Regions from separate parts of the Homo sapiens genome. Here region 1 is linked to region 2. Evidence: chromatin contacts called from ENCODE Hi-C or POLR2A ChIA-PET data. All regions are on one chromosome and are shown on one strand. The core of a region is the stretch at or near the end of the contact, and the rest is flanking DNA. Distances in the headings are between cores, read along the strand shown. Region 1 has its middle 55 kb from the start of CD8B2. Region 2 overlaps FHL2 (four and a half LIM domains 2).

Region 1 (4,596 bases), core at 1,749-4,248, 1.2 Mb after region 2:
TTAAAAAAAATATCCAAGTATTACTGTTTCTTAATTATGTGGTCTCAAGATGAGTGTTGGAATAATTATGTTATTAGAAACTCAGCCTTTGTGAGAAATTCGTATTTTCATTATTTTATTTAAAAAGCTTTTCAACATTTCTTACTGCAAAGAAATGACAATTAGCCCTAGGAGACCAGCCCACCAAAGGCGCATTAATGTCAATCTCAAAACAGATAAAAATAGGACCAAGAATGAAGTCAACTGGCAGTACCACTCCCTCATTTAGCAAGTCGGCTTGTTGTTCTGGGTGAGCCAAGCAGGCAAACCCCCTGCTTTCAGGACTTTCACAGTCTTGAGGGGGAAAAAGTAAATCAAGCAAATAATCATCCAAATACTCCTTTTTTTTTTTTGAGATGGAGTCTTGTTCTGTCACCCAGGCTAGAGTGCAGTGACGCAATCTCAGCTCACTGCAACCTCTGCCTCCTGGGTTCCAGTGATTCTCCTGCCTCAGCCTCCTGAGTAGTTGGGATTACAGGCGCCTACCACCACGCCAGGCTAATTTTTCTATTTTTTGTAGAGATGGGGTTTCACCATCTTGGCCAGGCTGGTATCGAACTCCTGACCTTGTGAACCACCTGCCTCGGCCTCCCAAAGTGCTGGGATTACAGGCGCAAGCCACTGTGCCCGGCCCCAAATACTCTTATAACTACCTTTTGCAGTAAGTATTCAAAGTGACAACTAGCGGGTGTCTTGAAGGCATATCAGGGGAGCTTCATTCGGCTGGGGGAGTGGAGACAGCCTTTTGGGGAAAATGACCTTTAAGAGACTCAATGGTCCACAGGAGCCCAGCAGGAGGAGAGGGAATGAAGAGTTTTGCAGAGAGCTGGATGTGCAAGGGCCCTGTGGTGGGCAGGCTTGGTGGGCTGGGGCAGAGGAAGGCAGGCAGGTGTGGTTTGAGGTAGGCCACGGTGGCACGCTGGCTGTGTGACAAGGTCTGCAGCATGCCTGTTTGTATCTGTGTATCACTAGGACCTCCCACTAACTCTAGATCCCTCTCCGTCATTCATGCTCAAAATTGGTCAGTTTCTTCTCTCTTGTTGGTGGTTAGTGACCCCCTATGGAAGTAGGGCCACTCACTCCTGAATGTGAGGTCAAACGTCCTCTTCCCCCAAAACCAGATTATTTCCCTTTGGTTAGGGCAGTGGTATTCAACCAAGGGGCAGTTTTGCACCCCAGGGCACATTTGACAATGTCCAGGCACATTATTGGCTGTCAGAACTTGGGAAGGGGATGCTAGTGGCATCTAGCGGATATGTTGCTAAACATTGTGCAATGAACAGGACAGCTCCCACAACCAGCAATCACCTGGCCCAAAACGTCAAAGGTATGAGGTTGAGAAACCATTTTAGAATGCATTTTTCAAACCGTAAGATGCGACCTGTTAGTGGATTATGAAATCTCTCTCTATTAATGAAATAGAGACCATACAAGGTGGGAGTGCATTACATATTGTATGTATGTTTGCATTATATGAATGTCCACCACACATGCATGTATATTTCTGTATATTGAGTGGCATTGTGAAAGGCATTCTTTATTGCAGGTTGCAGTTTAAAAAGTTGGAAAGTCACTGGAATAGAGAACCTACCAACATATTTCATCCCTTCTATCCTTCCAACTCCACCACGAATCTGCCCTATCTTGGCAGAGCTGTATCCAGAGCCCAGGCATGGCTTCAACTACAGCCTCTGCCAGCCATCCCATTGCAGTGTAAGCTAGAGGTCAAGGCTGTTCACTCTCTGGCGGGACCACCGTTCCCCATGGCTCAGCCTTCACTCTACCTCCAGCCAACTTTTCCTTCTTCCAACTCTCCATAAACTTTGTCTTGACTGTTCCCTGTCTGATACGCCACTTGCCACTTTAACTGGTCAATTCTTACTTAACCTTTGAAGACAAACCTTCAGCCTCCCCTCCTCTGTAGATCCTCAGGGACTTCAGCCCTTGTAGAGTTCACGGTCTCCGTCTCTGTTGTCTGCACAGCATTTTGCGCATCCCTCTGATATAACAGTCATTATCTGGGGTTCACGGCTGGTCAGCTGTGGGCTCACTGCGGGCAGTAACTAGATCTGACTTCTCTTGCCATCTTTGGAAACTAAAAGAGTGACTTATACACATATGAGGTGCTCAAAGGCATTTGACTAATACAGTCATGAATAGAGATTGTTACTTAGAGTCCTTATATTACTAATTATTTTGTAAACTGAAATATATTTTTGTGAGGAAAAACTCTCAATATATATCCTGGATTTTCATTAATGTGCATTTTCTTCCACTTTCAAGTTAATTCTTTTTTTTTCCTGATTATTTAACAAATACATGCCTATTAAAGACAACTTTGGGTAGACCAGAAGGATGTAAAGAAATCCTTCCCCATGAAGGATATATATTATGTAATGTATAAAATAGGTTATATAAATATATAGGTATATATTATATATGAAGTATATATTATATATGAAATATATATTATATATGAAATATATATGAAACATACTATATATGAAATATATATGAAATACATACTATATATGAAGTATAAATAAATATAAAAGTATATACATTTTACATATGTATATGTACGTATGTGTGTATAAGTGAATACATGTGCGCCCATCATCCAGCCCCGGCTTATCAACTGAGCAGTGCCCCTAACATTTCCGTACGTTGCTCGGGGTCAGGCTAGACTCTGCTGCCCCCGTGTGTTCCAGCGCAGAACTGCATAAAGAAAGAGGAGCGCTCGGCCATGCCGCACAGGTCCGGGAGGTTCGCGTTAATGTACCCTGTTTTTGAGCCCAAGGAACAAGTATTTAGTCATGATTGCCACTCGTTATAGGCTCTGTTAACAGTGTAAAGAAAGTTGGAAGTTCTCTCCTGAGAAGAAGTAACTTCAATGCGGAAGGACCCGGGCTTCTCATGTTTCTCTTTGTATCCCGACCGCCGGGAACTGCCTTACCTGCAGCTACAAAGTCCTGCAAGTGAGGCTTAGGTATTTTCAAATAAAATATCAGGCTTGGCGGAGTGGCTCACGCTTGTAATCCCAGTACTTTGGGAGGCTGAGGCCTCCTGGGAAGATCGTTTGAACCCAGCAGTTCGAGACCAGCCTGGGCAATATAATAAGAACCCCTCTTTACAAAAAAATAAAATAAAATTAGCCGGTCGTGGTGGCACCCACCTATGGTCCCAGCTACTTGGGAGGCTGAGGATTGGAGGATTGCTTGAACCCGGAAGTTGAGGCTGCCGTGGGCCATGACTGCACTACTGCACTCCAGCCTGGGTAACAGGGCGAGACTCTGTCTCAATATAAATAAATTAATTAAACAAAATAAAGAATATAAAAGTAAAAAGAAACAAAATATCCAAAGCCAAGACTGCACCACTGCACTCCAGCCTGGGTAACAGGGCGAGACTCTGTCTCAATATAAATAAATTAATTAAACAAAATAAAGAATATAAAAGTAAAAAGAAACAAAATATCCAAAGCCTGTCAATCCATGATGTAAATATCAGGATCTTCTGAATTCCAGTAGCCCTGGACCATGGAGAACCCAGTGAAATTACTCTTATTGACTGGAGCTAGGGCTGTCTTAGTTGGACAGTTTATATTTCAAGCTTTCTATGAGTTTCACAGGTTCCATGAACTTGGATGGATTTCTGTGGATTTGTGCTTATACACTGAAAGTTTTGTGATGTACATTGCCCATCTTTTGCATCTGATTCGATTGTTCTTCTCTACTCATGAAAGTCCTATTTTTCTTCCAGACCCAGATCTTGTGAACTGTTTTCACATTTCCCCATGGATGCCTAGCAAGGGACTGGGACTGCCTGATCCGCTTTGGTCAAGAGCACGTGGGTGGCCTGTGTGCAGGCTTATCATCAATAATTGCAGGACTTGGTGGAGTATGGTTGAACAGGTGCTCAGACTGCATGCGTGTCTAGCGAGGCCATCCTGAAGCTGCATGGGAGTTGTAAAAAAGTTACCAACAAGTTTTTAGTTATTTGAATAGGTTTTTGAATAGATTTGGAATGTGGGAAGCAGTTGCAGAAATAAACGTCTTAATGACTAAATGTAGCTTGCTGTTTTTAGCCCAGTTTCACAGATCACAACTCTGACCATACTAGTGGGTAGTTTATGTGTCTTCTCATGCGGGGAGAGCCGTTCAACTCACTCCTGAGGCTTAGGCCCAGGTTGGAAGGGGACGGACTCCCAGCTGGGCTGTTGGGGTCTGGCCTCCTCTCAGCTTCCTCTGGAGGACAGACACAGCCCTTCCAGGCTACCTTTCCAGACACTGTCCAGTCGAATCCACTTTCTTACTCATGACCCGAAGCAAGCCACTTCAGCTTCTGATGTCTCCACAACCTCATTTGCGAAATAAGGGACTAGGCTGGACGGTCTTTGAGGCCTCATCCAATTCAGAGATTCTGGATCCTGCGTTGGAGAAGTGAGGGAGCCTGGTGTGAACTGGGAGAAGGCAGAGGGTGGGAGTGGGCTGTTTCTGTCGGCTCTCTGAATGGCAGTAAAAGTCCGGGAGGGGACCTTCAGGAGTCATCTCACCT
Region 2 (4,896 bases), core at 1,694-4,193:
GCCTTGGCCTCCCACAGGTGATCCACCAGCCTTGGCCTCCCACAGTGCTGGGATTACAGGCATGAGCCTCCATGCCCGGCCAGAGTAGATACATTTAATAAATGATCTGTCCCATATCCATGGAGGCAGACTTTTCTCCTTTACTTTTCTTCTCACATCCGTCTCTCTCTCCTCCCTTCCTCTCCTCCCTCTTCCTTCCATCTTTCTCTCCCTCTCAAGTTTGCAGTTGTTTTCTTGTTTTATTCATGGAGAGAAGCTGAACAAGACAGCTTTGGGATGGTGGCTCCCCTTCCCTCTAACCTCAGGTTATCAACATAAGAACATATTTAGAAATGGTCTAGAAGAAGGCAGGGTTAAACGATTTGATCACAGAGCTCAACAATGTTGATGTCTTTGAAAGAAGGATGGACACCCAGACCCGATGGATAAATGCTCAGAATGTAAGGCAGGACAGGCACAGCTCCCACGCCACTTAAGTATCACAGGTATCCTTGGTTTTGGAAAGAGAACTGACAGACATGGACCATGGAGGCAAACCAGCCAGAACGTGCAAGGGCCAAGGGGGCATCTGAGATACCTTTTTGCACTGAACGCACTGCATGGCATGTTGTTTCTCATAGCAGGGCACACAGAAATTCTGATTGTCTTTGGGGATGAAACTCTTGGTTCCAATTGGCTGCTGGCAGCGGTGGCAGATGAAGCAGGTCTCATGCCAGCTGCTGCCCTTGTACTCCATCTTGCGGGTACCTGTCATCAGGGTCAAGAGGAACACAGCAGAGTTATGGTTAGAGGGGTGTGGAGTCCCAGCAATCTGCCTTCAGAGCTTGCTGCCCTCTAGTTTTATGACCAGAGCAAGCCACTTCAGCTCTTGAAGGCTCGCCTCTACATGGAGGTAATTCCTATTTTGTGCAGGGCGTGGACTTTGTCTTTTGGTTCACTACTGTACACCCAGCTCCTAGAACAACACGTGTACATTTTAGGCACTTAACATTTATTTATTGAATACCGTGGTTAGGAATGTTAAATCTAAAAAAAGTTAAGTCTCTCTCAGCAATGCAAAGTATAAAGAGAAGTGTGGCATAGCTCCGATGAATTCCCATGGAGCATGACTTTTGGAGTCTAGGGACTGTATTCACCTATTGCACACCTGATAATGAACACCCCGTCTGGTTCACAGCAGGATGGAAATGGCTAGAGTGTGAATGAACCTGGAACCTCGAACCTGATTCAGTGAGCAGCCTCTACAACACTCACTTTACATACTGCCTGTTGAACCAAGTTGTGATGTATCTAGGTAGTTTTATGCACTGTACTAAGTGCTATAATTAAAACCTACATGTAGTTTTTTTTTGTTTTCGAGACAGGGTCTCACTCTGTCACCCAGGCTGGAGTGCAGTGGTGCGATCCTGGCTCACTGCAGCCTTGAACATCTGGGCTCCAGGGAAACTCCTGCCTCAACCTGAGTAGCTGGAACTACAGGTGCACACCACCATGCCTGGCTGAAATCTTCATGTGTTACTTGTACATCCCATTTAGTAATTGCCTAAACCTACGCCATCCATTGTCTTTTGAATAACTATTAGCATTTGATACATTTCTACCATTTCTCCAAGTGAACTGAGGAGCTCTAGAGAACTGAAACACTTATGGGTCACCCCTGCCACCACCAAGCTGGACTCACTGCAAGTGCTCGGTGTCTGTTGACTGACATTTTTTCATTTTTGTTTGCCAGAAAGAAGTGTATCTATTTATAGTAACGGATGATTCCAGATAGGCGTATAAACAAGTACCCTTCATATAAAGCAAAGGTAAAGAACAATCTGGGGAAATAAGTATCAGGGACAAAGAAAGAGGAAAGTGTTGTAAGTGCCCGGACTAGCTGAGGGGCCTGGCCACTGTGTAAGACCAAATCCAGACTGCTGCCTGCTTTTCAAATGAAGTTTTATTGGAACACAGCCACGCCCATTAATTTACTTCCATTGTTTACATCCGCTTTTAAGCTAGACGGCCGAGTAGTGTGCAGCTGTGTGCAGTTGTGCAGTTGTTGTGTAGTTGTAATAGTTGAGTAGTTGTGACAGAGACTGTATGGTCCACAAAGCCCCAAATATTTATCTGATTTTTGAAGGAAAAATGTTGCCAATCCCTGGGGACTGTGGCATGAGGGTCACATACATGTGACTTCAACTGGGGGTCAGGGAATGATGGGGAATCAAGCCGACAGAGGGACTGCCCCGCTCCAGACCAGGTGGAAGCAGCTGCAGTAACACAGGTGGCTTATAGGAGTCTATAGACTAGTCCATAGCTCTCAGCCCCAAAATCTTATGGTCCCAAGGACAAAGCTAGGGGTTGTATTTTAGCTGGCTAGAAAGTTGGTCATGAAATGTCTGTCCTCCAGTAATTAGGAATGTGCTGAGAATTATCACGATTGTTATTTAGGATCATTTTCTCAGCTTCCTGTACTTCCAAGACCAGACATTTGAGATTATATAAAATAAGCAGGGTGTGTGTTGGGGGGCAATGTGTGAGAGGGAATTTGGGATGGTGACACGCAGCGATCTTTTAATTCAAAACTAAGCTGTACAATCTATGGAATTCAATTGTGGGGTGATGAATCCTAAAACAAACATTACATGAAGCAATTGAAATTCAAGTAAAAATAGTGGAAGGACTTTGAATTCACAAAGATTTTCTTCAACCTCCATGCATACTTTTGTCACTTGCTCTTTGGATCTCTGACATTCATTCTGATCAAGCAGCCCAGAAGCCAAAGGATTTTGCCAATGAATATGGGGCAATTATGACTCTCATGGCATTCTTGTCGAGTTCTGAAATAAGTCTGATCAGATCAACACCAGTTCGAGGGCAACTCTACGTGCAGGGAATGCACAGGGCACCTGGAGCCTCAGGGACATGGCGCGTGCACCTCAGGCATGGCGACAGCAGTGGCCGCAAGCCTGCATGGTCATATGCAGCAATACCGGCAGGTGGCAGGAGCGTTCCTTCTCCTAACTGAATCGCACACTCTGAACCAAGTCTCCCGCAGGCGGAAGCGCAGTCTTGAAGAAGGGATGTCTTAATCTGATTCAAATAGTCAAATGAGGCTGGCTGCGGTGCCTCAGCCTTGTAATCCCAGCACTTTGGGAGGCTAAGGCGGGAGATCTCTTGAGCCCAGGAGTTGGCGACCAGCCTGGGCAACATAGAGAGTCCCTGTCTCTACCCCCCCAAAAAAAAAATTAGGCGGGTGTGGTGGTGTGTGCCTGAGGTCCTAGACACGTAGGAGGCTGAGGTGGGAGGATCATTTGAGCCCGAGAGGTCAAGGCTGCAGTGAGCAGTGATCGTACCACTACTCTCCCGCCTGAGCGAAAGAGCGAGATCCTGGCTCAAAAAAAAAAAAAGTCAAATGAGGAGCCAGAAATTTGGTTGCAGGGTTGGAGACAGAATCGCTACTTGAGTCTGCTCAGAGGCTGTGGTGCATCTGTAAGCAACGTCTGCTAATAGGGGCGCGAGAGCCGGTAAACCCCAGCACTGGGGTTACTGATGGTATTCCAGTTTCCTGATTGGTCATCAGGAAACTGACTTGTGTGGGGGGTGTGGAGCTGGTGGGTGAGTTTTTCACTTGTCCTCTAAATGTAAATTCACCGCAAAAGCTGTGCACTGACGCTGTAAACCCATATTCATCTTGAATGGGTTCTAACACTTTTAAAAATCAAACCCAGGCAAGCAAGTGCTTTGATTCAGTGTTTTGTCGGTGCTGGTTTGTTTTGCATACACCGGGATTCTTCTAGACGCCCTGCCTTTGGTGCCCAGTCCGTTTCTTCTGGCAGAGGCACCTGTAAAATGGGGATGAAGCCATCCAACCCAGGGAACACCGAAGATTCAATGGGATTCTGTAAAGCAGCAGGGTCTGACGCCTGTGTGTGTGCTCAGGGGCTGGAAGCTGTAGCTGTGTTGTTATTATTACTACACAGCATTTCTTACCACAGAGCCTGAATTCTTGCTTCCCCCATTCCTTAGTAGAAGAGGCTGCCGGCCAGTTAATTCTCAGATATTCAGTATGGGTTACCTCTCACTGAACATTAGGTTTTTACTTCTTATCTGATCATGTTTTTCTTTTCTTTCCCTCCCCAGTAAACACCATGAGAAAGGGAAGGTGTGATGGTTAATTTTATGTGTCAGCGTGGCTGGGCTCTGGTACCCAGTTGTTTGGTCAAAAAACAGGTTTACTTGTTGCCGTGAAGGTGTTTTTTAGATGTGACTAACATCTAAGTCAGCAAGCTTCGAGTGCAGCACGTTACCCACGTATCAGGGCCGGGCTTCATCTAATCGGTAGTGGGCCTTAGGGGCAAAGACTAAGGTTTCCCTAAGGGCAACTAATTCTTCTCAAGACTGCAATAGACACACCCTGCCTGAGTTTCCAGCCTGCCGCCCTACGGAATTCAAATGCTCCCATTTGGAACTGCAGTATCATCTCTTCCCTGAGCCTCCAGCCTGCTGCCCTGTTCTATAGATTCCAGACTTACCGCCTCCACAATCTCATGAGCCAATCCCTTGAAATCTCTCTCTCTCTCTCTCTCTCTCTCTCTCCTTATGTATGTATCTATGTGTATACATTTCCTTGATTGATTCTGTTTCTCTGGAGAACGTGACTAACACAGAAAGTCAAGACAGGTGAAAAATTCAAAATCCGGGAAATATGCATACTTTTTATGTCATGGTTGGTGCTAACAGTTAAAGTCTTTAAACAGCCCCTAGAGTCCCCAGTGGAAGCTTCCTTGGGCCCTTGTTCAGGAAACTAGTAAGGGTTTAATTTGTTTTTCAATTAATGTCGTGGTTCTTATTGTTACTGAGTGTTGTGTCTCTGCAGTGACTCCCTGTGGGGCAGGACACAGGTCAGCC

The links. Hi-C counts contacts between places; a loop is a spot of excess contacts on that map. ChIA-PET counts read pairs that join two places held with the same protein, here RNA polymerase II (POLR2A). Pooled maps may share reads with other maps.
Region 1: a loop to region 2 is called in a map of naive thymus-derived CD4-positive, alpha-beta T cell, with 19 times the contacts of the local background. The contact joins two enhancer-like sites. A Hi-C loop is called at or near these places in 6 of 168 maps with a recorded cell type or tissue (A673, B cell, CD4-positive, alpha-beta T cell and 2 more), 4 of 37 single-sample maps with no recorded cell type and 11 of 50 pooled maps. POLR2A ChIA-PET finds 5 or more read pairs at or near these places in 1 of 52 experiments (WTC11).

What each region holds. Positions count from the first base shown.
Region 1 is chr2:106,540,191-106,544,786 of GRCh38, forward strand. It overlaps a transcript of CD8B2 not described here. Among named protein-coding and RNA genes, the nearest start is that of CD8B2, 55 kb to the left of the region's middle. Within about 2 kb of position 2,999, at least 2 of the 41 ENCODE cell types and tissues checked have a DNase peak (open chromatin) inside an H3K27ac peak, as active enhancers do.
Region 2 is chr2:105,366,993-105,371,888 of GRCh38, forward strand. FHL2 (four and a half LIM domains 2) reads right to left here. Exons shown (of 7, transcript NM_001318895.3): 5 at 578-747. It also overlaps a transcript of C2orf49 not described here. Among named protein-coding and RNA genes, the nearest start is that of FHL2, 30 kb to the right of the region's middle. RefSeq lists enhancers at 2,418-2,919, 2,920-3,419. Within about 2 kb of position 2,944, at least 12 of the 41 ENCODE cell types and tissues checked have a DNase peak (open chromatin) inside an H3K27ac peak, as active enhancers do.